Linked DNA regions of Homo sapiens: region 1 is linked to region 2. A link is a loop called in an ENCODE intact Hi-C map of the cell type or tissue named here. Cell type or tissue: natural killer cell. All regions are shown on one strand. Links, peaks and the distances in the headings refer to the core of each region. The heading gives the core; the rest is flanking DNA.

Evidence for each region. Hi-C counts contacts between places; a loop is a spot of excess contacts. Peaks named below come from ENCODE experiments on the same cell type or tissue, not always from the same donor. Only the 100,000 strongest peaks of a DNase experiment are listed, where the experiment ranks them.
Region 1: it touches region 2 in a loop (2.0-fold over the local background); 1 of 110 quality-filtered maps calls a loop at or near these places.

The regions. Positions count from the first base shown.
Region 1 is chr15:60,537,515-60,552,905 of GRCh38, reverse strand. All of the region lies in intron 2 of RORA (RAR related orphan receptor A), which reads left to right. All of the region lies in intron 3 of RORA-AS1 (RORA antisense RNA 1), which reads right to left. Among named protein-coding and RNA genes, the nearest start is that of RORA-AS1, 66 kb to the right of the region's middle. RefSeq lists a silencer at 4,529-4,578. In natural killer cell, for the core only: no CTCF peak of the experiment used is centred there; DNase peaks (open chromatin) are centred at 2,915, 4,635, 5,935 and 8,893; H3K27ac peaks cover 7,755 bases.
Region 2 is chr15:60,656,600-60,671,990 of GRCh38, reverse strand. All of the region lies in intron 2 of RORA (RAR related orphan receptor A), which reads left to right. It overlaps LOC105370846 (a long non-coding RNA gene), which reads right to left. Exons shown (of 5, transcript XR_007064663.1): 5 at 9,206-15,391. Among named protein-coding and RNA genes, the nearest start is that of RORA-AS2, 17 kb to the left of the region's middle. RefSeq lists an enhancer at 11,332-11,381. In natural killer cell, for the core only: no CTCF peak of the experiment used is centred there; no DNase peak of the experiment used is centred there; H3K27ac peaks cover 941 bases.

The sequences.
Region 1 (15,391 bases), core at 2,679-10,678, 120 kb after region 2:
TCTGACAACATATATGGAGAGGTCCATGTGCTGACCACTTGTAGCCCAGCCCTAGATGTCACAAGAGTAGTTATTAACTTTCTCACCTCCAGCCTTTTCTTTTAATCCTGTGAATTCCTTTGACATCTGTGGGTGGCAGGCTCTAGTAAATGTAGTTCAGAAGAAGATGCCTGCCCCAATTGATTTTTTTAGACACTTTAATTTGTGTTGGTTCTTGCTGTAGTTTCCACACTAGAAGGAAAGACCTGAGGCTGTCATTGGGTATTTTAATAACCCTTTCATTCCACTCCAGGGTAGTAGATATTACATGCTAGAAGCAGGTGGTAGGATTTCCTAATTTATTTATTCCTTTGGAGCACCTGCTATGTGTCAGGCACTGAGGCAGGCACTGGGAAGACAGGATGGAGAAGAATGACAGGTTCCTGCTCTATACATCTTATTCTTAATGTGTGGAGACAGCTAATAAATACGTGGCATTCCAGGGACTGATAAAGGCTTTGTAGAATGAATGCAGGTATTCATAGCAGGTGACTTGCGGGGAGAGGGCGAGGGATGCCTTGGGTTTTTCATTTCCTGTGGACCCTAGGACAAATATTAAGAAAAACTTTTCAAAAAGCAAGATAAGCTTCTGTATCTCTGAAATGACTGCAGTGCACTTGTGGCTCAGACGGAGACTGAGGAAAATGTAAAAAGACATGGTGTAATTTCAGTGTAATTTTCCTGTTTGACACCACTATCATTTTCCCAGTCTTCTGGGCCCTTCTCTCCCTGATAACTCTCTGCACCTGCAGCTGCATCGTGTTCTACCTATGATGCAAGGCTCACTGCCTCTCCCTAACACCACCACTGTGAACCACGAAGGATCCTGTGTTTTGTGTCCTCAAAGTCAGGTCCCCTGTGGCTACCGAAGTTCAACCACCTACACTGATAAAAGAGCCTCGGCTCACTCTTCCCAAGTGAATTGTTTCTGTTCACACTGGTTCTGTTTTTCTCTGTGAAATGAGGAGGTTGGGATAAACCCCAGTTGAAAAGGTGGCAGGAGAATGAACAGATGGTGGCAGTATCACCTTGGTCTTGCCCAAGCTTGGTAACCTTAGGACAGTCACTTTACCTCTCAGTCTCAGGTGCCTTGACTGAAAAGAAAGGGGTTTGATTTGTTAATCACAGAGGTCTTTATGGACCTGGCATTGAATGATTTAAAAGGTTCCATGTAGCTCTTTAGAGTACACTAAACAAAACAAAAACTATGATTTACTAGAGGCTGTGCATCTCTTTCCAGAGGAGTTTCAGACCAGGAAAGAGGACAGTAGTACAGTATCATTGTGGGGCGGTAGGAAAAATTATTCAAGGTCTTTTAACTTTCATTCCTGAGGACAGTTAGTGAGGGAAATGAACTCTTATGAGGTTGTTAATGAGATCAGAGCAAAGATGGCTCTTTGTACTCCCAAACTATGTTTAATTTCTTAAACTTTAGAAATGGCAGGTTTTAACTAAGTCAGCCAGATGAGGATGTGGGAACCGAGCAGGGACCAGGATGAGCCAAAGCATCAGAATCACTTACTTGTGAAACTGACCGGCTTCTGCTTGTTATCTGTCATTTTACTCCATATTGAGGTCAGAGTGGTAAAGCTATTTTGCAGTATACATTTCCTTTTGCTTAAAAGACATGAGATTATCAAAACAACAGGGAAGGGACGTTACTCACTCTCACCAGTAATTTTCAAATGCTGAAAATAAATGTGCCTAGATATAGTCTCCATAAATATATTAATGTGTTGCATATTCCCTATATAGCTATAGTTATTTCTTAATTGATTTCACTCTGCAATACTGTGAAATCGCCTTATGGAAATCTGAAACATAAAAAGATACCACTTTTTATGACTTTGTAGCTATCCTGTTTTCTTCTAAAGGTATTGGTTAAGTGCATTGAAGCATGGGTGGTCCACACAGTGGCTCTTCCAGACAAACTAAATTAGCAGAAGGAGCAGCAAAACCAGCAGTTATGCAAAATGTTTCTTTTTGTTTTCTTTAATTGTGGTAATGAGTTCATTCAATTTTGAAAGCTTATCTTTGTATGCCTGTCTTCCATGAAATTTTGAGGTGTGAATTCAGCCATTCATTGCTTGAGCTTTTATTATTTCAGAATTAGGGTAGCATTACTTCTTTTCCCTCATCATCCCCTTGGAGAGTCACCATCTAGATGATAATATATACTTCTATTTATGTCTTTCTCCTAGTGTCCTTAAGCCTTAAGGAAAAGAAACAACATCAAAAAACATTAATTTTTTTCCATTGAAAGCTGATCCATGTGTGTGCTGACAATAACTTTAATCCCTTTAATGTCCAAGTGAGGAGGATTGAAAACTGGTAACACTTTCATTGATATTTTTTAAATATGCTCTTATAGCAAAAAAAGTTTGATATCTTTTTGGTGACCACTTAAAGGAGAAACTATTGACGCATAAATTATAAATTCTATGGCTTTAAATATTATTTTTTGAGATGAATGTGTTTGGGGTAGAATATGAACAACTTAAAACTTTAAAATTTCCATCTAAATTTCAAGTCTTAAATGTGCCTCTTGGTTTTTTGTTTGTTTGTTTGTTTGTTTTTGAGACGGAGTCTCACTCTGCTGCCCAGGCTGGAGTGCAATGGCACGATCTTGGTTCACTGCAACCTCCATCCCCCAGGTTCAAGAAATTCTCTGCCTCAGCCTCCCGAGTAGCTGGGATTATAGGCGTGTGCCATCACACCTGGCTAATTTTTGTATTTTTAGTAGAGATGGGATTTCACCATCTTGGCCAGGCTGGTCTTGAACTCCTGACCTCATGATCCACCTACCACGGTCTTTCAAAGTGCTGGGATTACAGGCGTGAGCCACCGCGCCCGGCCCCTCTTCTACACTTTTTTCAAGGTCGGAAGCAGCTCACATATAGACAATTACATCTTCAGCCACTTAGTTTTTTAATATCACTTTCGTTTCATAAAATGAGCTATGTTGTCCTTACAATTCAGTTGATGGCCAGAAGAAAATCAGACCCTTTATAAAAAGTAGGACTTTAAAAAGCACTGGTGTCCTATTGTAGGCTGTTTCACAATACACATAGTAAAATATGAATTTTATTGTTTGTTTTGTTGATTGGGAAGGAGATGGGAGGGGGTGGAGAGTGACGTTATAGTTTGAATTTATAATTTGAAAGCAGAGAAAATGGATGAAATAAAAAGATTACCATATGAGTATCACCAGATCCTCCCTCCCACACACACATACCTATCCCCAGGCAATCTTTCTGTGAGAATTTACCTTGGTGTTTAAAAATCACGGCAATATAAAAGTGATATTAAAAATAGTATACTACCACTGTAAGAAGTATGACAAACATGTGAGATCCTGAGAAACTGCAGAATATTTTCTCATTCAAAGTTTAGTACCTTGGTCTTATAGTGTTTGACACTAAAAAACATAGCAAATACTCTTTTATATTTAGCCTATTCCGTGATGCCTTGTTTCTTAAATTAATTCATGGGCAATGAATGGGGGAGGAAAAATAACAACAACAAATATGCCCTGGTGATATAGTAAATGCCACTTTCCAACACTTGCTCGCTACCTAAGAAAATCACTTTATTTTCTTCTCTCATGCCCAGCTTGATTGCAGAGAGCAAGAGAGTAGATGGAAACTGTGGGGTTATTTTTTAACGTTATATCATTAACTCCATCCAACACAACATGCTTAATTCCTTGTTTCTCGTAACTTTGGGATGAAGTATGGTGTTTTGTTGCCTGTTTACAAAATAGGCGACAGACACAGAACATAAGAGCTGCTACATATCATAGAACATATCGAGAATGCCAGAGATTTTTCCTGTTTTCTTCCACAAGACCATGTTAAACTGTGTGTATCAAGTTTAATAAGAGCAATGTAAAGCTACTTGATTACATTTTTATCCACAACATGATTTTAAACTAATGCTATTGGCCAGGCGCGGTGGCTCATGCCTGTAATCCCAGCACTTTGGGAGGCCAAGGCGGGCGGATCATGAGGTCAGGAGATCGAGACCACGGTGAAACCCTGTCTCTACTAAAAATACAAAAAATTAGCCAGGCATGGTGGTGGGCGCCTGTAGTCCCAGCTACTCGGGAGGCTGAGGCAGGAGAATGGTGTGAACCTGGGAGGTGGAGGTTGCAGTGAGCCGAGATCGCGCCACTGCACTCCAGCCTGGGGAACAGAGCGAGACTCTGTCTCAAATAAATAAATAAATAAATACACTAATGCTATTTACCGTGAAGTGTAGTAGTTATACTTCGTGCCTCCCAGCACTTGAGGGTTTCATCATTGCCTTACAGTATTTCTCAGAAAATAACACATTCTCCCCTGGAAATTGTTGGCTGACTTTAGCAAATTCAGGCCACCTATTCATTTAAGACTGTTGTGTGTGTTTGATTATCTAGAATGAATTGCCTTAAGAGTCTCTTTTGGAAAAGTACTAGCACAGTGCCCGAAATGCCAGGGAGTGGAAAGTCATGGTCTCGGCGGGGAAATGACTGCAGTGTTCATGGAGACAGTGTTTTCGCTTGGCTGACATTAATGACAACCCAATGCTATGTGCTCACTGAGTGTTTTCATTTCAGAAGAGCATCAAAACCACTGAGTCCTTTCAAGTCGTCTTCTTTTACTGTGAAACCAGAAACCATGCCGACGACTACTTTCAGTAATAACCTGTGTCCCAACTGCAGGCTGAAGTAAACTTCTTCTCATATAATTTTCTAATTTCTGTGTAGGGGTAGTTGTAGCAAACAACTTAGTTTCTTTCAGAGCGTGACTTCAGAAAGCGTATTTTCATGCAGCAGTGATGGGTAATGAAATCAGAATTTCCACAAAGTCTGCCCTAATTGAACAGCATTATCAGGAAAAATAAAACATGAGACTCAGAGTTTTCTCCCAAAGTCATTTATGTTATTAGGTAATGAAGCTGATTTTATTTTAGCAAACGTACTAGGAGGTATACTTCCACGTGAACATTGCCCCTTCAAAGCAGTCAACTGGAAAGGCTGAATGTCCGTGCCCATAACGCTGTCACTGCCAAAAGCTAATATATAACTCTTCTTCTGAAATGGCTTTCACCTCCTTCAGCAATGTTTTCATATTCTCCATAGTGGCCATAGTTCTCCTAGAAAAGTGAGCTTGATATTTGAAAACAACCAATAGTTAATATGCTGAAAAAGGTAAGTGAAGAAACCAAACCAGGCCATTTTCCTTAAAAAAAAAAAAAAAAGGCCAGTCATGGTGGCTTACACCTGTAATCCCAGCACTTTGGGATGCCAAAGTGGGTGGATCACCTGAGGTCAGGAGATCAAGACCAGCCTGGCCAACATGGAGAAACCCGTCTCTACTAAAAATACAAAAATTACCCAGACGTGGTGGTGGGCGCCTGTAATCCCAGCTACTCGGGAGGCTGAGGCAGGAGAATCCTTTGAACCCTGGGGGAGGTGGAGGTTGCAGTGAGCCGAGATCACGCCGCTGCACTCCAGCCTGGGTGACAGAGCGAGACCCTATCTTTAAAAAAAAAAAAAAAAGGAGGAGAGGGACTATAAAGTACAGCTGTGTCTTATCTCATTGGCACTGAGAGCAGCTGCATAAGAAGTAGCTCCAAGTAGTTTGGGGCAATGACAACATAAGAACTTTGACGCTCAATCCTCATTTTGGTGTCAAGGTTCCTGGAGCCAGTGAATTTGTTGGAAGAAAATATTGGCCACTAGCTTTCTTCTAGAACATTAATAGAGTGGATGACAATGAAGACAACAAAGAGCATTCGAAGGCTATCATCCACCACAACATAGGAGCATCTCCACGCCCACAGTACGTGTCAGTTATCCACATTACCCCACTGTTGATCGTACACATCTTTGGTTGTGTCAGAACTGCTACTCCCCTAACAAAATGCTACGCAAGCAGTGAGTGTGGGAAGCTGAAGGGAGGGACAACACGAGGGAAAATCCTGCTCAAAAGAACACAGAATGGTGACTTTCATTGTCATAATCTGATAGTAATCACGGACAATTCTGACTTCAGCCACCAGTTCAGAAATCACTAAGAGGCAGGAGAGTTTGATCATGAGGCCGCTTGGTGCTTTTACTGCAGTCACACAGAATTCCCTGTTTCCAGGCTCAGCAAACCTCTGTTACGCAAACTCGGGTTGAGGACAAGGGTGTGCTGGGGAATTGGATGTAAATTTTAGTTGTGACATTGAAGCTTTCCCCACAGGAAGTCCTTTGGAACTATCATTTTATTCCATTTTATGTTTAAAAATATAAAAATGGGCTTTATTAAAATCCCATTTTTTTAAGGTTTATGAGCTGTTAGTGAAGACTATACAGAACTGCTACCTATTTTCCTGTCTCTATCTGTTTCTCCTGGGAACTGTTTTGGCTTACCGCAGATGGAGGAAAAGAGCCACACTGGAGTGAAATGAATGACAACATTCCCGGAGAAGTCTCTCACGATCTCAAAATCCTTGGCCCACTGGTCATTTATAGCCACTGCTAAAGTATTTGTGACCAGTTTCCTTTAGTTTAACAATTACTCTCTCAATAGACAAGCATCCATCCAAATAACAATTTGTCCTAAATCAAATCCCTGGAATATTAAAATACATCATTAGTTTAGGAAATCTGTTAGTTGGCCCTCAAAGTTTTTCATTTTTTCTTACATAATCCCTTCTTGCTCCCCATTTTTCAGTTAGAGTTGAATAAGGTAGGGCCTAGCAATGTCAACCATGATGGAGATGCCACATAGTATTTGTCAGGTTAGAAGAAGGGTGAGAAAGCATGTAGCAGGTGGAACGGATGGTTCCACAGCCCCTTGACTCCCTGACGTAGAAGAGACTGAAGGCAACCTGATCACCACGTTCAAAAGTTGGCTTTCTCCATTTTAAGTTCTTCCTTAAAGCCTCTTTAAGCAAAGTCCCTGAAATGATACAGTAGAAAAATCACACAGACTTATTTAAAATGAATTCTATCACTATTCCTGAGATCTCGCCTGCCCCACTGAGGACATTTTGTTTTCGCAAAGTGCTTTGAAATGTGATAAAGGATCTTAAAGAATATTTGTAAAATTATGCCCAAAGAAGACATTCTTTGAGGTTAACTTGCAGTGTCTAAAAGTCAAGAATGAGGAAGGAAAGGAAAATAACAGATTCACTTTAAAATGGACCACGCTAATTGGGCAGTGAAACATCCTTGTGTCACACCATTTACCGTAGCAGACCAGAAGAGGGAAAAGGCTTGATTTTTCTCTCATAGATACCACAGTTCACTCTCAAAAACATTCCTAAAATGGATTGATATTTCTCTGATAGAGCACCTGTTTTGCTACTGACAGTGTTAAGTTCCATACTAATCAGCTCATCTAGCCTAACTGACAACTCAAAAAGCTGATTCCAAGAACAAGAAACTGGCTTCAATAGAAATATTATGGTTTATTTTGAAGCGTGGGGACAGGTAAGGACTAAACAAATTTATCTTTGTGACATAGTTTAAAGGGTATTTTAAATGAATAATAATTCCTCATAAGTGCTAGCCATTCGTCTCATTGTTGGTGGGTGTGTTTGAGGTGCGGCTGGTTTTTAAAACAAATATACCAAAGGTTATGAACCCCCCAAATATTCTGTTCCATTCAGAATTTATTTGTAAGTCTACGCACTTATTCAAATGATTTTTTTCTAAACTTTAATTTTCTTTTTTTAACTCAATTTCTTGGAATTGCTTTCAGTAACTGCTTCAGGCCTCTTTGAATAGCAGTGAAGGCAAAATCAGGGCAAGTCGTGGTGAACAGTTTGGCTTTTCTGGAACACTGAGCTGACGCCAGCCACCCCACTGGGCTTGGTTCCCCAACATCTCACAGCGAAGGCACTTGTCTGATGCATATTAAGCTTTTATGTTACCACCGGGGGCTGCCTCAGAAGTTACTCCTCTGTGTCCTGATGGTCCTTGACTTGGCCTTGGACTGTCCTTGACCTCCAATACCTTAGACAGTTGCAGGTGGGAACAGTGTAGCTTGAGGTTCTAAAATGCTTTGCTGATGGAAAAGGTTTTGTTCTGAAAAGTGAATTACAATAGGAAATGGATTTGCATTACTGACACTATCTGCTGTGGGCTTTGCCTCTATTGATTTAAAGCAAAAGGGCACAATTAGTGGCCTTCAAAGAGAGGGGAAAAAAAAATAACCTAACTCTGTCCTAGCACGTTCAATTAACTTGTTTACTTTGAAGGGAAAAAAAACTTTTATTTTTACATCAACAGCGTATTAGCATGGTGTTGCCTTGTCTCATCTGTAATGGCAAGACATGGTTTTGAAAAAAAATTCTCTTCGTTTCATAGTAGTAATGTTATTTTCTAACATTAAGCACAACAACAACAACAAAAAAAAGCAGGGAGAGCACGAGGGGTTCGGTGTATAAAAACGGTGTTCTAGCTGCCAGAACTTTTATTCTGGATCTCGAAGAGAACAGTTCATTGTATTTCCTTTCCTAAACCAATGAAAATGAAAAATTAGTTACTAGGTAGAATTCTCTTCCACTTTCTATCCCTTTTCCCTGACGAGATGAAACCTGCTGGGTTTTGCCATAAAAAGAGGTCCCTGTTGGGGAAATGAGAGTTCAGCTCACTCTTCACATCACAGTGTAATACAGCAGGACTGGCTCTGGAAGATTATGTAGTGCAGCACTATGCCTAAGAACAGAAGAGGAGGCTGAGCTCTGGAGAAAGAGGGTCACAAAGCGTTACAGGCATTTGGTGAATTTTGCTCACTGCACAGGCAGTTGTGAGAGCCTCCGAACCCTGTAGTTCAGTCTTTTCCCCACTTTACCAGTGTGTGAGGCCTCTCTCCCACTTCCTCCACTTACCACCTCTCCAAGATGCCAGCCTCACTGTGGGCTTTCCCTAGAAAGAAACACTGGTTTCTTTCTATCGTGCCCTGGTTAGTGTTGTTTCTCACATTAGGCCTCTGTGTTAGAAATAAAGCTGCTAAACTCCATGTCGTTACACAACAAAAGGAATACAGTGACCTATCCTTCATTCTTCTGATAGTTCCCTCAACTCCAGCTGCAGCCCCTGCCAAATACTATCATCCTTAAAAGATAGACAGTGATCCCAGCACTGTGGGAGGCCAAGGCAGCTAGATCACTTGAGTCCGGGAGTTCAAGACCAGCCTGGGCAACATGGTGAAACCCCATCTCTACTGAAAAAAATATAAAAAAAAGCCAGGTGTGGTGGTGTGTGCCTGTAGTCCCAGCTACTCAGGAGGCTGAGGTGGTAGGATTGCTTCAGGCCAGGAAGTGGAGGTTGCAGTGAGCTGTGATCGCACCACTGCACTCCAGCCTGGGTGACAGAGTGAGACCCTGTCTAAAGAAAAAAAAAAGACAGTGATGATGATTATAGCTAACATTTATGGAGCCCTTACTATGTGGTGGGCACTGATGCTACAGGCACTTTACTTGTGTACCCTGTAATAATGAGATAGGGCTCGTTTTAAAGGTGAGGAAACTGAGGCACAGAGAGATTAAGAAAGTGTCCAAGTTCTCATAGCTAACAAATGTCAGGGTAGAGATTCAACCCCAGACTCTAGATTTTGCAAATCAAATCTCTACACTTTGTCTTCAAGGTCATAATCAACTCTCTCCTTTTTCCTTAAAAAAAAAAAAAAAAAAAAAAAAAAAAAAAAAAAAAAAAAAGTTTTCACTTTCATCCTTAATTCCTATGCAGTGAAGCTAACGTAACAAGACGAGGTGCGCTGGTGGGTTCTGTGTATCCTTTCCGTGTCCTTGGTGCCCAGTCACGCAGGTTCTCAGCAAGTGGTGGCAGGACATGCAGCTGGATGGACTCGTGTGTAGGCCCACATGTTGGGGGTGGGGGGTGAGGTGTATGTGTAAGCATGTGGGGGGTGTGTGTAGGGTGCGTGTGCAGTGTATGTGTGTGTGGCATGTGTGGTGTGCATCTGTGGTGCGTGTGGTGTATATGTGTTGTGTGTGTGTGGACTGTATGTATGTGGGGTGGGTGCGTGTGTGTGCCGTATCCTTGGTGCCCAGTCATGCAGGTTCTCAGCAAGTGGAGGCAGGACTTGCAGCTGAATAGACTTGTGTGTGAGGTGTGCCCGTGTGTCGTTTGAGGTGTGCCTGTGTGCCGTGTGTGGGAGGTGTGCCCGTGTGCCGTGTGTGGGAGGTGTGCCCGTGTGCCATGTGTGTGAGGTGTGCCCGTGTGTCGTGTGTGAGGTGTGCATGTGTGCCGTGTGTGAGGTGTGCATGCGTGCCGTGTGTGTGAGGTGTGCATGCGTGCCGTGTGTGTGAGGTGTGCATGTGTGCCATCTGTGTGAGGTGTGCATGTGTGCCATGTGTGAGATGTGCCTGTGTGCCGTGTGAGGTGCGCCTGTGTGCCGTGTGTGTGAGGTGTGCCTGTGTGCTGTGCTGTGAGGTGTGCATCTGTGGTGTGTGTGAGCATGGTATATGTGTGTAGTGTACGTATGTGTGGTACATGTGAGCATACGGTGTGCATGTGTGGTATGTGTGTGTATGTGTGGTGTGTGTGTGCCTGTGTTACCATTTAAGATGGTAGCAGCTATTGGCATTAAAAAGGACCTGCTATTCTGAGCTCTGGCTTTGACAGTAAGCTGTGCCCACAGCAGCTGTTAGCAATCAGAGTGTGTTTCCATCCGATGTGAAATGTGCTGCCACCACTTGTGAAATGGATTTCAAAACCTTGCCGTACTGAAGTACCAAAGTGTGTGAATGGTATACTTTTACTGCAAATTAGAAAGATTCACTTATTGCAGTGATAATGTCACACTCACTCACTCAAGCTATCTTAAGTGACAGAGACACACATTGCCAAACAGTGGATAGCTGATAGCAGTGTTTTCAGGACAGTCATAGAATGTCATCTGAAATGTTTGTCTCTGTAGGCAAAAGAAGCACCTTGGACTAGAGGAGCAGAAACTGAAAATGGAATAGGAAGGACAGTGGTGCGGGCCTCGTTTTGATATCTTTACATGGCTGTTGTGTTCTTACTTTGCCTCTAGTGCATGACTTACATAAAAATAAGTGGCTTCAAGATAAATACACAGGCTATACATTTCGTTTTCTTGGGGAAAAAAATGACATTTATGAGGTGTTATAGTGTGTGCATTGATGCTCAGATGTCAGACCTTCTTAAAATAAATCTGACAATCTCTTAGCTTAGTCCAGAGCATTTCTTCTCCTTATGTCTCGCAACTACTTAAATCCCCAAAGCTCTGCTGCCTCTTTCTGTATTTCCCTTTCCTACTAAGAAATAGCCACCAGCTCCTGCCACTTCCCCTTGGGAATAGGCACAGAAATAACTGTGCTTCAGCTATCCACAAATATTGCTATCCATTCTCAGGTTGAGCTTATATGTTGTAATTAAGAATGGAAATGTTTCTTTAATCAGCAAGTTTAAAGACCATGCATTTAGGGAAAGTCAGAAACAAGTCCTCACGTTGTTTGGTCATTAGTATGCCTGGCTGAACTGGTTGTCTTAGAAAAGCATTACAAAAGAGAATTTTTTGAAATACCATTGAGCCACAGTTCAGAAATACATCTGTGATGTATTTGAAAGGCTTAGAACTTGCCATATTTTTTGTTTAGATGTTAATGACCATGTCCTGGAAACTGGAGGTGAAGGAACTAGTTGAATTTCTAGGAGTTCTAATTCTTCAAGATCTTACAATCTTAAAGTGGTTAATATGAAAACATTTACACTTCCGCTTCTGGCAAGCCTAAATAATTTGCCTGTGATTTTTAATAAAAACCGGATCCTTCCCTCATCTCTCATCCAAAGCTTCATCCTCTTATTAATTCTAAGGACACTTTTTTGAAATGGAAAACAGCACAGAGGTGGAGCAGAAATACAGGCTGTGGGCTAATTCTCTTAACAGTCCTCACCCACTAAAATGATCTGTGGACCAAGGAAGTTTTGGTGTCATGACACCATGTTCCTGTGACTATAAATATGTTGTCTTTTTAGTGTTCTGGGCTTGCTATAGAGGGATGTAAATGCATTTTCAAGGTTTAATGTTCTAAGTTATTTCCAATCTTTTACCATGAATCCAGTTTATTTAGTTGGGGAATATTTCTTGAGTGACATCTATTCAATGAGCAGTAGCAGATCTTCAGAATGCCATCGGAGCTCATGGAAAGAAATGATGGGTTCCTTTGCCTGGTAAGCTTTTATGACTTAATCTGGATTCTTGTTATTTTGACCCATTTCTGCACATCTTACTTCATGCAGCTGGGTTTTGTGACCGCACAGTTTTGGGGGGGGGGGGTCATGGAAATTGTGCAGGTGGAATTAGTAATCAATGGTTGTTAAGAATTTGTGGGGTTATGTGAAATTTGGTGTGAAGTTAAGACAGCTGCAAAGTGGAGTGGTTTTCTCGTAGGCTTAGGTGTGAGAATGTTGGGGGTAATTGGTTAAAGTAAGATTGTTTCATAAAATGCAGTAAGTGTAATTCTGATGTTTTCGGTTGAGCAGAAACTAGATCACCAGATTTGGTATGGTTTTAAAGATGTTCTTTTCTGTTGTGAAAAACAGACCTTGAGCAATGAAAGCAAAGAGTTGACCCCAGTGCTCTCAGCTGTAAGGAGGATTTCACCTAAATGTAGCGTAATTGTTCCTGTTAAGGAGAAAAAAAGGAATTGGTATCTAGAGTGAGGTTGATCGCAAGAAAATACGTATGCAGTTCTGTGAGTCAGATGACTTTTTTTGTCTAGTATTATCCAGAATTATGTAAGGGACACCATTGTTGGAAACAACGTTATTAGGAATTTCCCTTGAGCATAGTCTAATCACTTAGCAAAATAAATGGGTTCTCTTTCCTGCTGATATGAAATGACATTTAACCCACCCCGAGAGATTCTAGAGAAAGAGGACTTTTGTTAAATGTTACTGATCCCAGGGTCCTAGAAAATCTTCAAGGACTTTATATTTTAAAATGTAGTTAATTCTAGAATCTTAGAGGGACCTTACGCCAACTGAGAACCATTGGTTAAATAGCCAATTACCTTTATCTTAGCCCTTGATATCACATAACCCCATAAATCCTTAACAACAAATACGTTCTGTTGTTTACAAAGGCAAAAGAGAGGAAAAACAAAAAGAAAAAAAAAAGGATTGTATTGCTGATCCTGGTGGTATCATTTATTGGGTGAGAACTTACTTATTTAGTATCTGACCCACTGGATGAGTAGGATGAAGTATTAGGAAGCTTATTCTCTTGCTGTTCAGGTCTTTCACTCAAGGTTTAAACTGGTTACCAGGTAGATACCAAAAAAGGTATAGAGTCAACTGCCTTAAACAGTTTGTGCACTACTATGTGATAGGAGAATTCTAGAGAGAACTGGATCTAAAAAAGCCACCCACTGTTCTTCTAGATGAAAAATCTGTTTCCTCTCTGATTTGACAGAATTTCCCTGTCTAGGGATAAAAGTGCTCATTTGGATTTGGCTTTTAGCAGAGATACATATGCATCAGGGAATGTGAGTCAGTTTCTCTAGAAAGCTTAATCTAGTAGGGATGGAAATATATTACAAAGGATTAATATTCAGTTCCCATTGTCAGAACCACCTGCATATTCACAGAAAGCCACATGAGAAGATGTGCCTGGCTTCCTTATTCTTCAGAGATTTCCTGCACACACAGCTCAGCTTTCTCTTAATTCAGATGGGACATTCTGGCGCAGTATTTTAACTCTTACACAACTAAGTCTTTAAAAGACTGAAGAAAAATCGTCAAAGTTCCAAAACTTCAATTTTGTCTTATTTTAAATTTAGTTCACAAATGTTTGATCTCTTGATGGTTTGAGGAGTGTGTGTGTGTGTGTGTGTGTGTGTGCATTTGGCAGGTATACTCAACACTTTTTATTGAAAAATGTTTTTTTTAAAGCCATTAAGTTTTCCGGAGAAATTACAATCCAGTTGAAGTTTTTGAGAAGTGGCTTGTTTAGTAAGATGCAGAACATTTTTTTTAATGGCTATAATTTGATAGACTCATTTGAGTCAGATGTCAACTTAATAATAAGGCTTGGGATGTCTGTCAGAGGGTGACATATATGTTTATTATGTTAACAAGTGGGAATCGTGCCATTTCCATGATGCCCCGACAAGACCGTACAAGCCCTAGATAAAGCTAGGTCAAGGACTTTGCATAGAGAGGCGACCTCTCCATCTAAGTGCTCTTTTTCTTCTAAGTTGTGAATAAGATAGTAACATCTGGACCCATCAGTCCCTTGGGAAAGCATCTTGGAAACCAATGATTAAAAAACATTTAAGTAAGTCTAGCTAGCAGATGAGAATTATGGTACTGTGTAATTTTTATTCTCTTTGTGGCATAGCTGGATATGGGTAATAGGACACAGCATCGCAATCTTTGCCATGAATGATGTGGCAAGCTTCCTGAAGCTTCCCATTTATATAGGTTTTTCATCTTCAAAGAGCTTTGTGAGCACTCATTTACCACCACCTGCCTGGGAGGTAAGAATTATTCCCATTTTTATGGATGGAGGAAGTGGAGGTGTAAGTGAATTGCTTGAGGCCACCCAGGGAGTTCAGTCTCAGAGGGAGACCTGGAAGGGCCAACTCCACCTCTTAGCTGAATTGACTCCCAGTGCTTTCTTTTTGGTGTCATGTCCTCTTGAGAGCCCCAGATCAGTGATGGCATAAATCTAAACACATCAAATAATCTTGAATAGGAAAGAGACACCAAGTCTCTCTTTCTTGTGGCTATGTCTACATCAAAACCCTGGGAAATCTGGACATAGAGAAGAAGCCATTTAACCCTCCTGAGGCTCATTTTCCGTATCTGTAAAATGGGGATGATAATACCTATCTGCCTCCTTTAGGGATGTTGAAAGCACCAAAATCAAAGCAAGCTAACAAGGATAAAAACTTTGAAAACTATATAGAATTCTGCAAAAACTCAGGCATTACTATTTTTGCCAAAAATGACTGCGAGACTGCTTACTGAAGGAGTAGGGCTTTCTATTTGGAGATCTAATTGTTTTGGTGAGGTTCAGCAAGGATGAAATACTGTCATGAAAGAATCCAAAATCAAGAGAAGAAAATAATGTACTAGGGAAACATATTAGTGTTATATTTAAAATGAACTTAGCAGACCAAGTGGCCAAACAAGTTCATCGTTAGTTTGCATAGGATGCAGCTATAACTCGGCTCTACTCATCCCTGATGGCCATTGAACATGCCTGTGCTATGGAACATACCCATACTCTATTCCAAGCCACAGGTCCAGGTCGATGGTCTGTTCCCCTTCCACATGGAGATGTAATGAGAGCTCTCTGCAAACCCTTATGGTGTCCTGGGG
Region 2 (15,391 bases), core at 2,878-10,877:
CTCAGCTTCCCAAGTAGCTGGGACTTGCTCAGCTAATTTGTTTTTTATTTTTAGTTTTTTGTAGAGACAGGGTCTTGCTGGCTGGGCTTGGTGGCTCACCCCTGTAATCCCAGCACTTTGGGAGGCCGAGGCAGGCAGATCACCTGAGGTCAGGAGTTTGAGACCAGCCTGGCCAACATGGTGAAACTCCATCGCTACTAAAAATACAAAAATTAGTCAGGAGTGGTGGCACACGCCTGTAATCTCAGCTACTTGGGAGGCTGAGGCATGAGAATCACTTGAACCCGGGAGGCAGAGGTTGCAGTGAGCCGAGATCACGCCACTGCACTCCAGCCTGGGTGATGGAGTGAGAGTCTGTCTCAAAAAGAAAAAAAAGAGAGAGACAGAGTCTTGCTATGTTGCCCAGGCTGGTCTCTGAACTCTTTAGCTCAAGAGATCCTCCTGCCTCAGCCTCCCAAAGTGCTGGGATTACAGGCGTGAGCCACTGCGCCTAGCCAACCTTCTTACTTTAAATGACCATTACTTATCTTTTTAACAATTTAACTTAGTTCATCAAAGAACTGATGTCTACTTAATGTCATACAACACAACTGATTCCATAATAAAACAATTGTTCAAAGTGGTTACTTCTGCTTCTAGGACAGCTATGTACCCCACACCAGTAATGACATATATTTCGTACAGCACAAACCCATCTTCCTCTGAAACAAAGCCTTTAACGGACATTAATGACATTTATAATAAATTTATACTTTTTTGTTAGACCAACTTAGTAATTCATTTATAACTTTCATTGCCACAAAGCAGTACTATGATTCCGGACACAGTGGTTTCTTTGAAACCTATCCAAACCCAAAAAAACCCTGGAAGCTAACAGAACGCTCAGGAAACAGATATATATATATATATATATATATATATATCAATGGGATATATAGGAGATATAAGAAAATTAACATCTAGATTTTGAGGATGTTTAAGCATATCTGAACTTAGGACTGGATTTACACTTATATCAGCTTCTCTTTTTATTGCAATCTGTACGCAGAGGAATAAAAACGTAGAAGAAACAGAGATGCCAATGTGTTTAAAACAAGAAGAGAGTGATCACTCTACATTCACTTTCAGTGATGACACTAAATTTTTTACACTGATTTCTTTATCAATTCTGTGGCCAGGAAGTTAGTGCATTTGTAGTCACATGGCCCTTTGGATTATAATTGACATCCACATCTATACATTATAAGGATGAAGATTTTTAAGCTATTCAATTAAATATTTTCCTTTGACTGCCAAAATCCCTTGCAATGGAATGTTCTCCACCCAATCCACTTCCACTTCTGGGAAAACATGTTTTTCTATGTAGGAGTGATAGCTCTTTCCCTTCTTGATTTTGTATGTCTCCTAGGCATCAACTCCAGCTCCTACTGTCTTAAATAGTTAATAGCCAAGGATACTGATTAGAAGGCATATTGAGGAGTGGCCGGGCATGGTGGCTCACGCTTGTAATCCCAGCACTTTGGGAGGCCGAGACGGGCGGATCACTGAAGGTCAAGAGTTTGAGACTAGCCTGGCCAACATGGTGAAACCCCATCTTAACTAAAAATACAAAAAGTAGCTGAGTGTGGTACTGTGCACCTGTAATCCCAGCTACTAGGGAGGCTGAGGCAGGATAATCGCTTGAACCTGGGATGCCGAAGCGGCAGTAAGCTGAGATCACAGCACTGCACCCCAACCTGGGCAATGTAGTGGGACTCCATCTCAAAAAAAAAAAAAGAAAAAAAAAAAAGAGGTAGGATATACTAGATTAAGGTTTGGATTCAGTGGAAAGGCCTTAATCTATAAATCTTTTATTTTACATTTTCTTCTTAGAGGAAAGGGGAAGGAAATTATATGCTAGGCAATCCAGACACCTGTAATATCGGGGTCTGAGGAACAGAGGCTGGAAAGTAGACTGCAGTTCATACCTATGGAAAGATAGGGCAGGGAGCCAGGCAGATTTTCTTAGCTTGATATTTTTTAACCCCTGCTCTGTGCCTAACATTGTGTAAGGCACATTGCAGTATAGGTAATCTAACTTATATTCCTCCCTGTCTAATAGTTTAGTCTGTATCTAGGAGAAAGGACACACACATTTGAGGAACTTTCAGTAATGAAAGAATTGCAGGAAAATGCAGGGCTATGAAATTTTGCCATTTCAATGGCAAAAACCACAATTACTTTTGCACCAACCTAATAGAATATGTGTTTAAATGCTGTATGAGTTGGGAACATGTGTGGTGAGCTGAGCTTGCTCTGGAAGGGTAGCAAGAATTAGGTGTGATCAGGGATGATTGTGTAGATCGGTCTGACTGGAGTAGAGTATTAACAAGGAAAAGGGAGACCAGTAAGAACAGAGAGCAGGTTTTGGCTTTCTCTCATAACCAATGTGGAGCCACAGAATGTGTGTGAAAAAAAGCAGTGACCTATAAACAATGTTTTTCTGCCACAGTCATTTAGTTAGGGTTATGTGAATCAGATGTTCCCTGCTCCAGTCCCTTCTCTGAACCCAGGTGACATTTTTATCCTTAGTTAGAACTACTTCTGTGTGTGCTCCTGTGACCAACTACGTTAAAAAAACAAACAAACAAACAAACAAACAAACAAACAAAAAAACGCTTATTGGGAAGGAGAGATCTGGTCCGAAAAGAGAAGGCTCTTCTGATTATTAAAGAAAAAGGATGTTCACTTTTTCTCTAACTCCACGGTGTTAAGGTCTAATTGTAAGACCCGTTCTTGCCATTTCATTAAAATCAGAGGCATGGAATGTGCAGTGAAACTTGAAAAATACATAAGCACTTTGAATTTTGCGGCTAATGGTTCTCCTTGCTTTCTTTCATTCGAGCTGCTAATTGGCTGCAGGCTACTCTGCTACCCTGGGAGCCTCTGTCTTTCCAACCCTTTTAAACTCAGCTACAAATAGCTTTATAAAAATTTAAACCCCAAATTCCAAACCTTGCTCACTCCTTAGGTAGGCAAAGTCAACTGCAGTGACTATTACTTTTTCATCAGCACAAAGAATTATTTCCCTCATGTAGCTGGACAATTATGGTAAGAGGACAACTAAGCATCCTTTTCTCATTATGGATATTTCTTAATTTCCTTAGAATATGTTTCTGTCGTTTTACTTAAAGAATACCAAGGTCCTGATGAGGCATTTTCATTGGCTGCGTGTTCTTAGTCTCCAGTATAATGAATCATATTGAGTTAATTTATCTCTCTTTCTCTTACACCATGTCTTTTTGTGTCGACAAAACTGAAAATTCACTTTCCCTCACCAGGTTGGGGCGTCGGGATAATTGATTGTTACCAGTCTCTGCTGTTAGTAGACAGGATAACACCAGTGCCTCTAGAGAACAGGTGAAAACTAAACTCTGTCCCCCGAGGCCAATGAAATAGCTGTTTGGTCCCTTGTGTGAAACTTCCTAATAACTTAACTGGGCAGCCTCTGGGTCCCTGGAGGGTTTCTCCACAAGAGTATTCCCTCTCTTTGTTAAGATTGCTTATTAAAAATGATTTTATAATGAAGTTGCCTCAAATAGCAGCTCTTTTCCTGGTTGTCCTTGAAGCTGTGGTGAAGAACCTTAGAGACAACTGTCTAGGGTTTTCCTCCTTGTTAAAAAACTTCTCTCTTACCACTCTTGCTCTTGATTTTTAAGGAGACAAAATCTAACTGACACAAGTCCCTCTCCGGCTGATTATGTCGCTTCAAACATTGTGCAAGGCATTATTGGTAGTTCAACTTGTCATTCGGGCTCAGGAATCGAACTGATCTACGTGGAGTGAGGACAGTTAAGTCTGCAGTGGAAACAAGGCTGTAGGGCTTCCCCCTGAGAGCAGCAGCCAAGGAATGCTGCTGTCATGCTGTCACAAACTCTGCCCCTGACTCTATCAAAACAATGATTTCCAATTATTTCATCTCTTTGGTCCTAGATTTCTTCTATCTATAAACTAACCACTTTCCTGCCACAAGAGACTGTCATGAAGAGGAATTAAATTTAAAAAAAAAAAATAGAATCATACTCTTTGGGCTGGGTGCAGTGGCTCATGCCTGTAAACCCAGCACTTTGGGAGGCTGAGGCAGGTAGAGCACTTGAGCCACAGAGTTCAAAACCAGCCTGGGCACGTGGCAAAACCCCATCTCCACCAAAAAATAAAAAGAAAATTAGCTGGGTATGGGGGTGCATGCCTATAGTCCCAGCTACTCAGGATGCTGAGGTGGAAAGATTGCTTGAGCCCAGGAGTTTAAAGCTGCCGCAAGCTATGATCACACCACTGCACTCCAGCCTGGGTGACAGAGTGAGACCCTGTCTCAAAAACAAAAACAAAAAGAAACAAAAAACGAACTATACTCTCTGCTACCAATGGCCTGTATAAATTCAAAAACTTCTAATACATGTAGGCAATTAGGAGAAAAATCGGTTTTTTATTGTCCACACCATAACCTTAACTTCTCGGCTTGCAAGGGCTTAGATGTGGTGATGTATTTAACATAAAGAATGATAAAGCACCCGGCAGGGAGGCTCGCTGTCAGAAATATCTGCCTCCGATTTCGTTTCTCAGTGGCCAGGCATTCTCAACAAGCAACACAGGAAACAACAAACCATATAAAGTTGTTAGTGACAGATTCAGCTTGAAATATTTTTCTAACTTTAAGGCTTGTCAGGCAGTAAACCTGCAGAGCAGAGAACTCAAGGTGTGGCTTGGCACTTGTTTTGCTTTGCAGTGTGAATACAACAGAACACCAACAGTAAGAGGGACGATTGTGAATCTTTTAGGGAAGAGAGCCCAGTCTTGTCTAGTGGTACCAAGACTCACTGTGTGCTAAGAGTGTGATAAAAATCTGTCTTGGCTAAATTCTATTCTCTGAGATGAGGTATATTAGAAAACACCAGCCTTACATTCGGTAATTCCTGCTCCTGCACAATAAAAAAGAAAAGTAAGGAAAAAGAAAAACTGTGGCTTTCTCTAGAATTTGACTGTGGCCTTCTCTAGAATCTTCTGATTCTACCTCCTTAGAAACAAGGTGGAATCTTCTCATTCAACCTCCTGTAAGGTTTTCTGTCACCTGAGGAGTCTAAATTCTAAGTATGGCATTCGAGGCCTTTTACAATCTGGTCTTAATCTTTCCACTGCTCTTTTCAGGACTTCTCCCATGCAGGCAGTGTTTGCCATCCTCAGTGATCTGTTCCCAGGAGATTCCATGCATGGGCATACCTCGGTGCCTTTGTATCTGTAGTATCTTGTTTGTCCTGGAATGTCCTTCATCATCTTCTGCACCTATAAAGTCTTATTGCTCCATCAAAGGCCAACACAAGTAGCATCTGCCGTGCAAAGCCTTCTCCAATTCCACCTTGTTAATTGCTGCAGCCCCCACAGTACATTCTTAAGGTGACAGTATAAAATGTATTGCAGAATAGTTGCTGTTTATGTAGCTTTGTCCTACTAGATATTCTTTAATTTTTTTGGCCGGGTGTGGTGGCTCATGCCTGTAGTCCCAGCACTTTGGGAGGCTGAGGAGGGGGGATTGCTGAGTCCAGGAGTTCAAGAACAGCCTGGAAAACATAGGGAGACCAGGTATCTACAAAAAAAAAAAAAAAAAAAAGAAAGAAATTAAGTAGCTATGCATGCTGGCACACACCTATAGTTCCAGCTACTTGGGAGACTGAGCTGGGAGGATTGCTTGAGCCCAGGAAGTCAAGACTACAGTTAGCAGAGAGTGCACCACTGCACTCTAGACTAGACTACAGAGCAAGACCCTGTTTCAAAAAAAAAAAAAAAAAAATTATCTTTGTATCCCTTGGGCTTAACAGAGTGATCAGTATCTACTATGTGCTCAATTAATACCCGTAGATTTTAAATAAGTGTGTCTGTATGTGTGTGTATACATACACAATTTTATGACCACTCTTGTTGCTCATTTCAGTTTGGCCAAAAATAATGATATTTTCATTGTTAACAGCTATAAGAAAGAATAGGCTGGGTACAGTGGCTCACACCTGTAATCCTAGCACTTGGCGAGGCCAAGGCACACAGATCACTGGAGGTCAGGAGTTCGAGACCAGCCCGGCCAACATGGGGAAACCCCGTCTTTACTAAAAATACAAAAATTAGCCGGGCATGGTGACAGGCGCCTGTAATCTCAGCTACTAGGGAGGCTGAGGCACGAGAATTGCTTGAACCCGGGAGATGGAGGTTGCAGTGAGCTGAGATCACACCACTGCACAGCGAGACTCAGTCTCAAAAAAAAGAAAAGAAAGAAAGAATAGGTATTTATTACTTGAAATTATATTGTGAGATTTGCATTATAATAGTTTGGAAACTGATACTATAATTCAAAGGGCTGCTTGACATCTGGCAATTTACCATATGCATTTTGAGTCTCAGTATTAGGGCTAAATTTTAGGGCTGATAGCTTTAAAGTTTCTTTCTGCAGTTTGTAAGATTTAAGTCAGAATCTTATCGAGAGGTTTAAAAATACTTGCCTATCTTTCTAGATATGAAGAATGTGTTAATTTTCTGAGTGACCTCTTGAACACCATTTGTTTGCATTATCCATGTAAATCAGATGATCGAATCTATAGAGTAAAAGGTAAAGGGACCATTTTCAGTTACCATTGGCATCTACATTTATGCAAAGTAGGAAACTACCTACTAGAAAAGAGAATTGGCTGACCTTTCCAAGAATGAAGGGTGTATCCTATCAAGGGAAATATCCTGTATTTGTCCAGTCTAGAGAAGAAAAAGTAATCCTAAAATGTTTAACAGTTTCTGAAGTAGATGTCCTGATAATCCCAGATTACTTATTGAATTTTAAGGTAAATTCTGGAAAGAAATGACATTTATTTGTTCAAGGTCAGAACACGTGACTTGCTATGTTTGTCTGGTCTAGAATGTAAGTATGTTTCCTTAGTTTAGCAGGAACCAATAATTTCAAAACTATTGTCCACCTCATCAGTGGCTGCACACAACCACAGTTTCTGTGCTCTTTTCCTTGGAATTCTTTTAAAAATGTCCTTTAGCCTTCATATGCAGCTTCCTCCCTACTTTTGTTTGTAACTTTTTCTTGAGTCAAAACAAGAGGAGCAAAATTATCCCCTGCAGTATCAATTGCTTGAGTGGAAGCCTTGCTCATAAATGAGAGGATGAGATGTGACCCAATAAAAGAATCTATTTTAATTTTAATTTATTTCCTGGTGGCCTTTTATGCCTCCTTAGGCGATGACCTAACCAATTCTATCTTAACACTGATTTTCTTCTTCCAAGGTCAAAAAGCACTTTGGAATTATTGTAAAAAGAGAAAAAAATGTCCCTTGCCTGTAACGTAAAGTCCATCTCTTCTTAGGAAATTTAAATCTTACTTTCTCAGCTTCACAATAATTCTTTTCTCATGAGGCGTCTATTAGCAAGCTAAATGAGAACAGGATGAAGGAAGAAGATCTTTTAGGCTTCTGAAGTTGATTTTTTGATAGAAAGGCCATCTCTTATAGCCTCCTTCACCCATTTTCTTTCTCAGATGGGAGTCTTTAATAGCACAGTGAGAGGAGCTATCTTCATTTTGTGCTGCTCTTTCACACAGCCAAGTGCAATCAAAGTAGAAGCTGTCCTAGAAGGCCTATGGTTTTTGATGTTGGAAAAGGAAAAACTGTTACTATCACACACACATCCTCACCACCATCCTCCTCTCCTCCTGCTCCCACACCCCTCAAAAAAGAGTCCTGCCTGGTATCTCTAAATCAAAGAACTTTCCATGGCCTGATTTGTGGAAGTTACCTAATCCTGTGTATAATTGGGGTGATTTGAGAGACAGGAAGATGTTCTCATTTTCACTAGGGGAGCCACTCAGGGACAGTATCATTTAGGAGAATATGTTTTTATTGCCCTAAATTGCTTCACCTGAGATTCTGTTGATACGTTTCTCTTAGGTTAGATTTCTAATGAACAAAATGACCAATATGGGACTCATTCTCACAGATTTTCCTAGTGCTTTACCTACTCTTTAGTGGTCAGTGAGTTCTTCCTCGTTCTATCCCAGAGTCTTACTTACAAGAATTCTGGAGAGTTGGGTTAATTATGCCACTGAAATGTAGAAGAGCCAACTTCTCACATTCTGTGTGTGACCAATCATCTACATATCGTACATGATTCTTCTATTATTTTCAATAGCAAAGCCTCATTATAAAATTTCTCATATTGTGGCCAGGTGTGGTGGCTCATGTCTGTAATCCCAGCACTTTGGGAGGCTGAGGTGGGTGAATCACCTGAGGTCAGGAGGTCAAGATCAGCCTGACCAACATGGTGAAACCCCATCTCTACTAAAAACACAAAATTAGCCGGGTATGGTGGCGTATGCCTGTGATCCCAACTACTTGGGGGGCTGAGGCAAGATAATCACTCGAACCTGGGAGGCAGAGGTTGCAGTGAGCCAACATCGCGTCATTGCACTCCAGCCTGGGCAACAAGAGTGAAACTCCGTAACAGCAACAACAAAAAAAGTCTCATTTTGTACCATTACCATTAATTTAGCTCACCTTGCAATGCTAGAGTTTTTTAAAAACTTCTGGAACTAACCCTCTTGGCATAAAGGCTAAGTTGGGTCTATCTCACATTGAAGAAAGTGAAGTTCTACCATATTCTGATCTAAAATTCATCATTACGCCCAGCTAATCACTCCACTAAAGTATCCTTAAATAAACGAAGGTATCTTAGATTGAATTCCCCAGAGAATAGATGCTCAGATTCTGAAATTGTCATACAGAAAGTTTATGGGAGTGTGCTTATAGGGACAATGCCTATAGAGAGTGAGGGAAGCTGGACTGGGCAGAAGGAAAACTTGAACAGTTGCAATATAGGCTTCAGCAGATGCCACAGGGAGATCAGAGTGGGGGTGGCCCTTCAGTGATGTACCAAATTGAAGCAAGGGGGCTGCATCTTTTACTCTGCATCAGGCAGCCATTGGGTGCCAGCTGCACCTAAGGGCATAACCTTGGGCAAGGCAGCTCCACTTTAGCTAAGGACAAATCTCAGGAAGCAATTCAGCTATGAGCCACTGGCAGTCAACACTCAGGGCCCCAGGGGAATGAGGGCCTCCATCCTAAAGGGAGGGACCTATGCAGCACACCACAGCATCCACTACAGGGGGACAAAAATGGACAAGAAATCTAGCTTTTGTGAAAAACATGTTTTCTTTTATTTAAAATGACACATATTTTATTGCTTAGCTAGGATTTAAACTAATAAAATATATGCTTGGCCTCAGCATTACAGTATACCAGAATTGCACATACTGAAGAAAAAAAAATGTTTTTTTCTGTTGAATAAGGTTCTTCGTTAGGATTTCTGGTCCTGGAAGCATGCATTATAAATCATATGTGTGTGCAATTCCATATAACGTTTTATTTTTCCACACATGGACATTCCAGAGCGTTAACACATTTTTCTCAATTATAAAAATGAATAATACATTTCCAACCATTTGGGCTCACATAAAATGTATTCATATAGGAACAAAAAGAATGCCTGCAAAGAACTAGTTATACATATTCCATGTTACTTTTTAGATTTTGACAGTTTGCTACTGTCTAATAATTGAGATACAGTATCTGAAATATTTTTGCAGGGCCTATTTATATGCATAGCAAGTCTCTCTTTTTAGTGGTTTATGAGACTCCACCCTCATTTTGCCTGTTAGCAACTACTTGCAAATTAAGCCAGAATTAAGTAGGAGATTAGTGGTGGCTATCAAAGATGGGAACCATCATAAGCTAATAATACCATCCCCCAACTGTTGTCATATGAGAAAAAGCTTCTCAGAAATAATTAATGATAAAGCACAAAATGAATTTTAGTTTCATTCATCAAAATCCCAACATTACCTCTATTTTAATGAAATCTGACTTCCATTTTTCTTCTAAGAATGGGAGATCCCAATAGGAGAAAATAAATCCAAGCCTTCTTCATAGAGTGTGGTTGACTGAGAAAAAGAGGTTAAGTGTTTCCACTCTTTGGTTCAATATACATCTTCCTAACACAGACCTCAGCATTCTAAAGTCCCAAGTTTTTCTCCATGCATTCGTGGGATTTTCACAAGTCAAAATACCCCTGTTCCCTCTGGGACCAGAAGCTTGAGATACCAGGTAGTTCTGGACAAGGGCTGCTAGTTTCACAGGTGCTGAAGTTTCAGAAAAATATCTGAACCTCTCGGGTTCTGATGGAGTCAGGGTTTATCTAAATGGAATTAAATCTTCCGTAGCTTTCCAGTGTTTAGTTCCCGTGCCTCTGCCTTGGAAAAGAGGGGGCCCTTTCAGGTTGATAGTGAAGTTAATTGAGATTATTCTTCCCCTTATTCAAAGAGAATTAATAGATGGGAGAAACCCTTTACCTGGTCTCAAAGTTTCCATGGTTCCAACAGCTTCTACCTGGGAAAATCCCCAACCATTCTTTTGGAGATCCCTGTGTCTGAGTGAAAGGAATTCTGAAACTGCCCATAGACATCAATGGCAGCTTGATCAGTCTGCCCTGGGTATTACCATAATAATTACAAGGTCCCAGGCAGATAGCAGCTTTTTAAGTGGCAAAATCACTGTTAGGACAGTGTCCTGTAACTCACTCTTGGGCCAGGAATCCCATGTATGCTATATCAAGTAACTCATCTACATTTGCCATTTTACAGATTGTGCCTGGCCCAGCACATCCGATTGCATGCCTTGTGCAACTGCACCACTTCTTTACAACACTTGCTGATAGTTAGTACAAATTACAGTGATTTTTTTATATAAAGGTAGCTAATGAGCTGAAATGTAAAGTAATTGCTATTTTCAATGGACAGGATGAATCTGCTCTTTAATTTTTTCCTGAAAAAAAAAAAAAATAACTCCTCTATTTTTTTTTTTTGCCAGAATTTCAGTGAGTGATTCACATTACTGTCAATTACACGCCCTTATTATGGATTACAGCCACTAGGCAGCTGTCCAGGAAAACACAAGTCTGAAAATGCTTCTGTTTTAAGAAAATTAAATTCATGGTTGCTCCTCCTGTGGGCATGTGCAGCAGGCAGGAAGCCTCCACTTTCTTGCCAAGGAAAGGGATAAGGACTTGCCTACTTTATCTGAATTAAATAGCCACTCTGACATCTTGAGATCTTGATACCAATGCCCAGATGTAGGGCTTGGTTTTGGTTTCTAAATAGTTTTTTTTTTCTTTCAGTGTGTGTTACAAAACACAGACTGGTGTTATAAAACAGTATTTCTGGTTATGAGTCACAGCAGTGCCTGTGTGTTACCAGAGAGGCCTCATGGAAGCTGAATGGAGAAACTGTTCACCTCCCTTCTTCCCAAAAGTCGGAGTTGACAGTTTGAGGCTCTTAGCTCTGTTTTCAAAGATGTCCTCGTTGCCAGCATATGCAGGTAGATTTCTTTTTAAGGTGCAGGTGAAACTACAACTGAAAATACTATCTGTGCTGTTAGGCTGCTCCACGGTCTAAGAAATCCAGCTTTTATATGGGCAAAATAAAAGCTGCTAAAGTCTGTCAGAGGTATTCTTCCTAGGAATGGTGTAAGATTTAGCAAAATATCTTTAAAGCATTCCATTAAGGTTGCCTAAATCATTTATGCATTTGGGAAAACTGAGAATTACTTGAGATTTTTCCAGTTCTGAGCCTTTAACTACATTTATATCTGATTCATAGAATAAGACATTTCAAATAATATTGCGATGAAGCTGACCTTCACATTATCTGTGTTCCAGATACATTGTGTCTAAGTAATGTCAGCGTCTAAAAGAAATATTTAAAAGACAAAGGATTGTGAATTGGGTGAAATCAGTTTCACCTCTTAGCTTGTTTAGATGCTAATTCAAGCCAAAAACTGAAAGAAAAAAAAATTTTTAGATGATTGATGAAATTTGAATATTGATTGGTTCTTTAGATGATAGTAAATAATTTTTTAATATTGTCAGGCATAATACTGTCGTGGTAGTGGTTTTTAAAAAATCCTTATTAGTTGAGATGAAGACTGAAGTAGTTGTGGATGAAATGACAAGATATCCAAGATTTACTTTAAAATGCTCCAGAAAATAAGTATGTTGGGGAGGACTGGGAATAAATAAAGCCAGAGTGATAAAATATTGTTTTAGCAGGGGGATGGGAACATAGTGGTAGATTATGCTATTCAATTTTTTTATGAACTCAAAAATGTTTGACTGAGTTCTTTTTTTCACCTCCTTGTTGTCTGTGATTTATCAGATGATTATTTTTACATTTGGGGTTTGATCACTTTGGGTAGTTAGTATTTAGTGAGGAGGACATGACAAGGATGAAGCATATCAAGTTCAGGCAGTCAACGATGATCTCTTGAACTATATAAAGTGTATGCATTGCTATGTAAATTATGCATTGATTGTTAGCATGCAAGTAAGAAAAGTTACCTTTTATACTAAGGTTGTCTGACCTTCCTTTCAGGTAGCGAAAAGGTGCAAGCATTACCTGCTCTTGTTTTAAATTTTTTCCCATGTTTTCATAGTCATTAAGGCCTAGATTTGATTGTTGGATGGACTAGAGGGTTAACTTCACCTCCCATGTTAGAGATGAGGACGTTTTCTCAGGGCAGTGTAATGTGTCTTGTTCAAAGTCAGTTCTACTTGCTTACAGAAGTGGAAGCAAGACTGGGACCCTTCAAAATCAGTACCCTTTTCCACTCTATCATGCTTCGCCAATCTTGTCCTTTAAAATACTCATTAACAATCTTCCCTCCGGGGATCAAAGCAGTTTTCTAAATCCAGACCAGTGACTGAGTGTCAGATGTTCATTTCAGGTAGTGTGGCCCCAAATTATCTTTTCTTTTATTGAACATGATTTCCAAGTTGTGTGATGAGTCCCAGAAGTGATCCTTTTTAATTCTGTTCTTGTTAATGCTCTGCAGCAGGTTTGCGGCATGTTCCTCCTCCTCGGGCTTACACAGACTTTCTGTCAGGGATGGGTCAATATACTCCAATGACAGTCTAGGTAGAAAGGAGGAAACACTTGGCCAGCTGATTCCACAAGGACCATCAGCCACTTCTACAGTGCCTTTCCAAAAGGCACTACAGAAACAGTGCCTTTTTTCTACTTTAAGGTGAAATTCCAAACATCACAATTGAAATAGAAACATTTTCCTTCACATGGGAGAACGGACCCTGTTTAGTCTTTGTGGCCAAAGCTCTTTAAGCACAGACTTACCTGTAACATGTTATCTTCTTTGCACTTAATAGCAGCTCACTGAGATAAAGTAGATTGGGTTGGCATTTATTAAATAATTTTTACAATTTAAAAGAGAGGTTTTCAAGAGTTTTACAAATAGCAACCCTCTGATTTCTAAACACGTGGTTGTGCAGATACATGTGAAAACAGAAATACATACAGAAGGGCTTTGCCCTGTTGGTATGGTCTGTGGGGAGATCAACCATGAAGTCTGGTCCTCTCTTCTGCCCATTGCAGAGATTCTGGATTCTCTTGTCCATCAGATTCCTAAGAAATGCAGATTTTATTTATGCATCCAGGAATCCCCTTGATCTCCCTGACCTCCTACTATATGGAAAGCACCAAGGATAAGAGAAGAAAATGGGCCAGGCACAGTGGCTCATGCCTGTAATCCCAGCACTTTCAGAGGCTGAGGTGGGCGGATCACTTGAGGTCAGGAGTTTGAGACCAGCCTGGCCAACATGATGAAACTAGCTGGGCGTGATGGTGCACACCTGTGATCCCACCTACTCAGGAGGCTGAGGCAGGAGAATCACTGGAACCCAGGAGGCAGAGGCTGCAGTGATCCGAGATCACGCCACTGCACTCCAGCCTGGACAACAGAGCAAGACTCCATCTCCAAAAAAAAAAGAAAAAAAGAAAGAAAAATGTAATCTCCTTCCACCCGCCACTCCCCGCTTTTCCTTTTTTTGGAGGAGGCAGTGGTAGAGAGAGAGAAAGGCCACGAATGCACCATCTAAATATTTTGGATGGAGAGGCCAAGAAAAGAGACAACATAGGAATCCCCACCCCTCACTGGGGGTCCTGGAAGTCACCGTGGATGAAGTGTTGGCTAAGAAATATTCCAGAACCTGAAGAGCAGTGAAGGAGGAACCGAGAGAGCATCTCAGGAGGAGATAAAGGGAAGTGCAGTGATAAACGTGGCAATTTATCTGTGTCCAAGGTATAGTTAATCCTTAGGATTTTATAAACTCATTTTATGTTTTCCTTTTTTTCTTGAAGTATGCCTTATAGAAGACTTAGCTTACTTACAACCCAAGAGAATAATTCTGCAGAGGAGTCAACGATTGGACAGGTGAACACAGGGAAGTACTTTGTTTCCATTTCAGGCTCCCAAGGAGGAGATTCTAAAGGGTCTGCACGCTGGCATAGCTTTTTAAGAACTGGCTCTGTTGTCTACACAGGGAAGTTCATTCCTTTTCTGGACCCTCAATTACAGCATAATCTGACTGGGGAGTAACTCCTTTAGTCCTCCAGGGGCAAAGGAATCCACTTACCTTGGCTTTGTTCATAGAAATATGGTTTGTCCCATTGTCCAGAGCTCTGTGGATTCTGCGTCGGCAGTTGTCATGGAGAGGGCCTGCTTCCCCAGGGGGTGGGGCAGGGGGGTATTGGCATAAGCAAAGCTACAGTTAGACCCACCAAGATGCAATATCCAAAATAAGAGGAGAGGGATGGGGAGAGGGAGAGGAGGAGGAGAAGAAAGAGACGGAGAAGGCAGAAATGCGTAGGTAGCTTTGGAGCTCACCCAGGGGCTTCTTCCACAAGCCAGCCTCCAACCTGGCAATCTGAAGACAAGGCCTTTTACTTTGTTCAAGAAACCCTGGAGATTTGTGGTTTCTAATATTCACGGTGCTGTGTGCCAACCCACATAGCCAATTCTGCAAGCAACTAGTGCTGCAGACACATGACCCATATTTCTCACAAATCCCACTCTTCAGTGGTCTTTCTATTCTTCTAATTATACCAAAAAGAGAGTCACTAGGGAGTAATAATCTCTCTTTTGCTGTTACTTTGTAGTTGGGTCCCAAACCACGGGCTTTCCTCTATCACAGCTTAAGTGTGGTATTTTTATCTTAGAGCAAGCCACCACTAATGGGGAGGAAAGAGGCCTTGGCCTCCTAGAGTGGTGGTCAACAGATTTATCTGTTACTTTTCCTTCCTTTTTAACTCAGGGCCTTATTTGATTTGGCTTGCCTGGACAGACGGGGAGATACCTGCCCAGCAGATTCCAACCAGTGTGCATTGTGTGGTCTGGCTCTGTGGCTTAGTTTTCCAAATCAGATACTCAAATGGTGTGTGTTGTGCAATCCTTAACTAAGTTATATTCCAAGTACT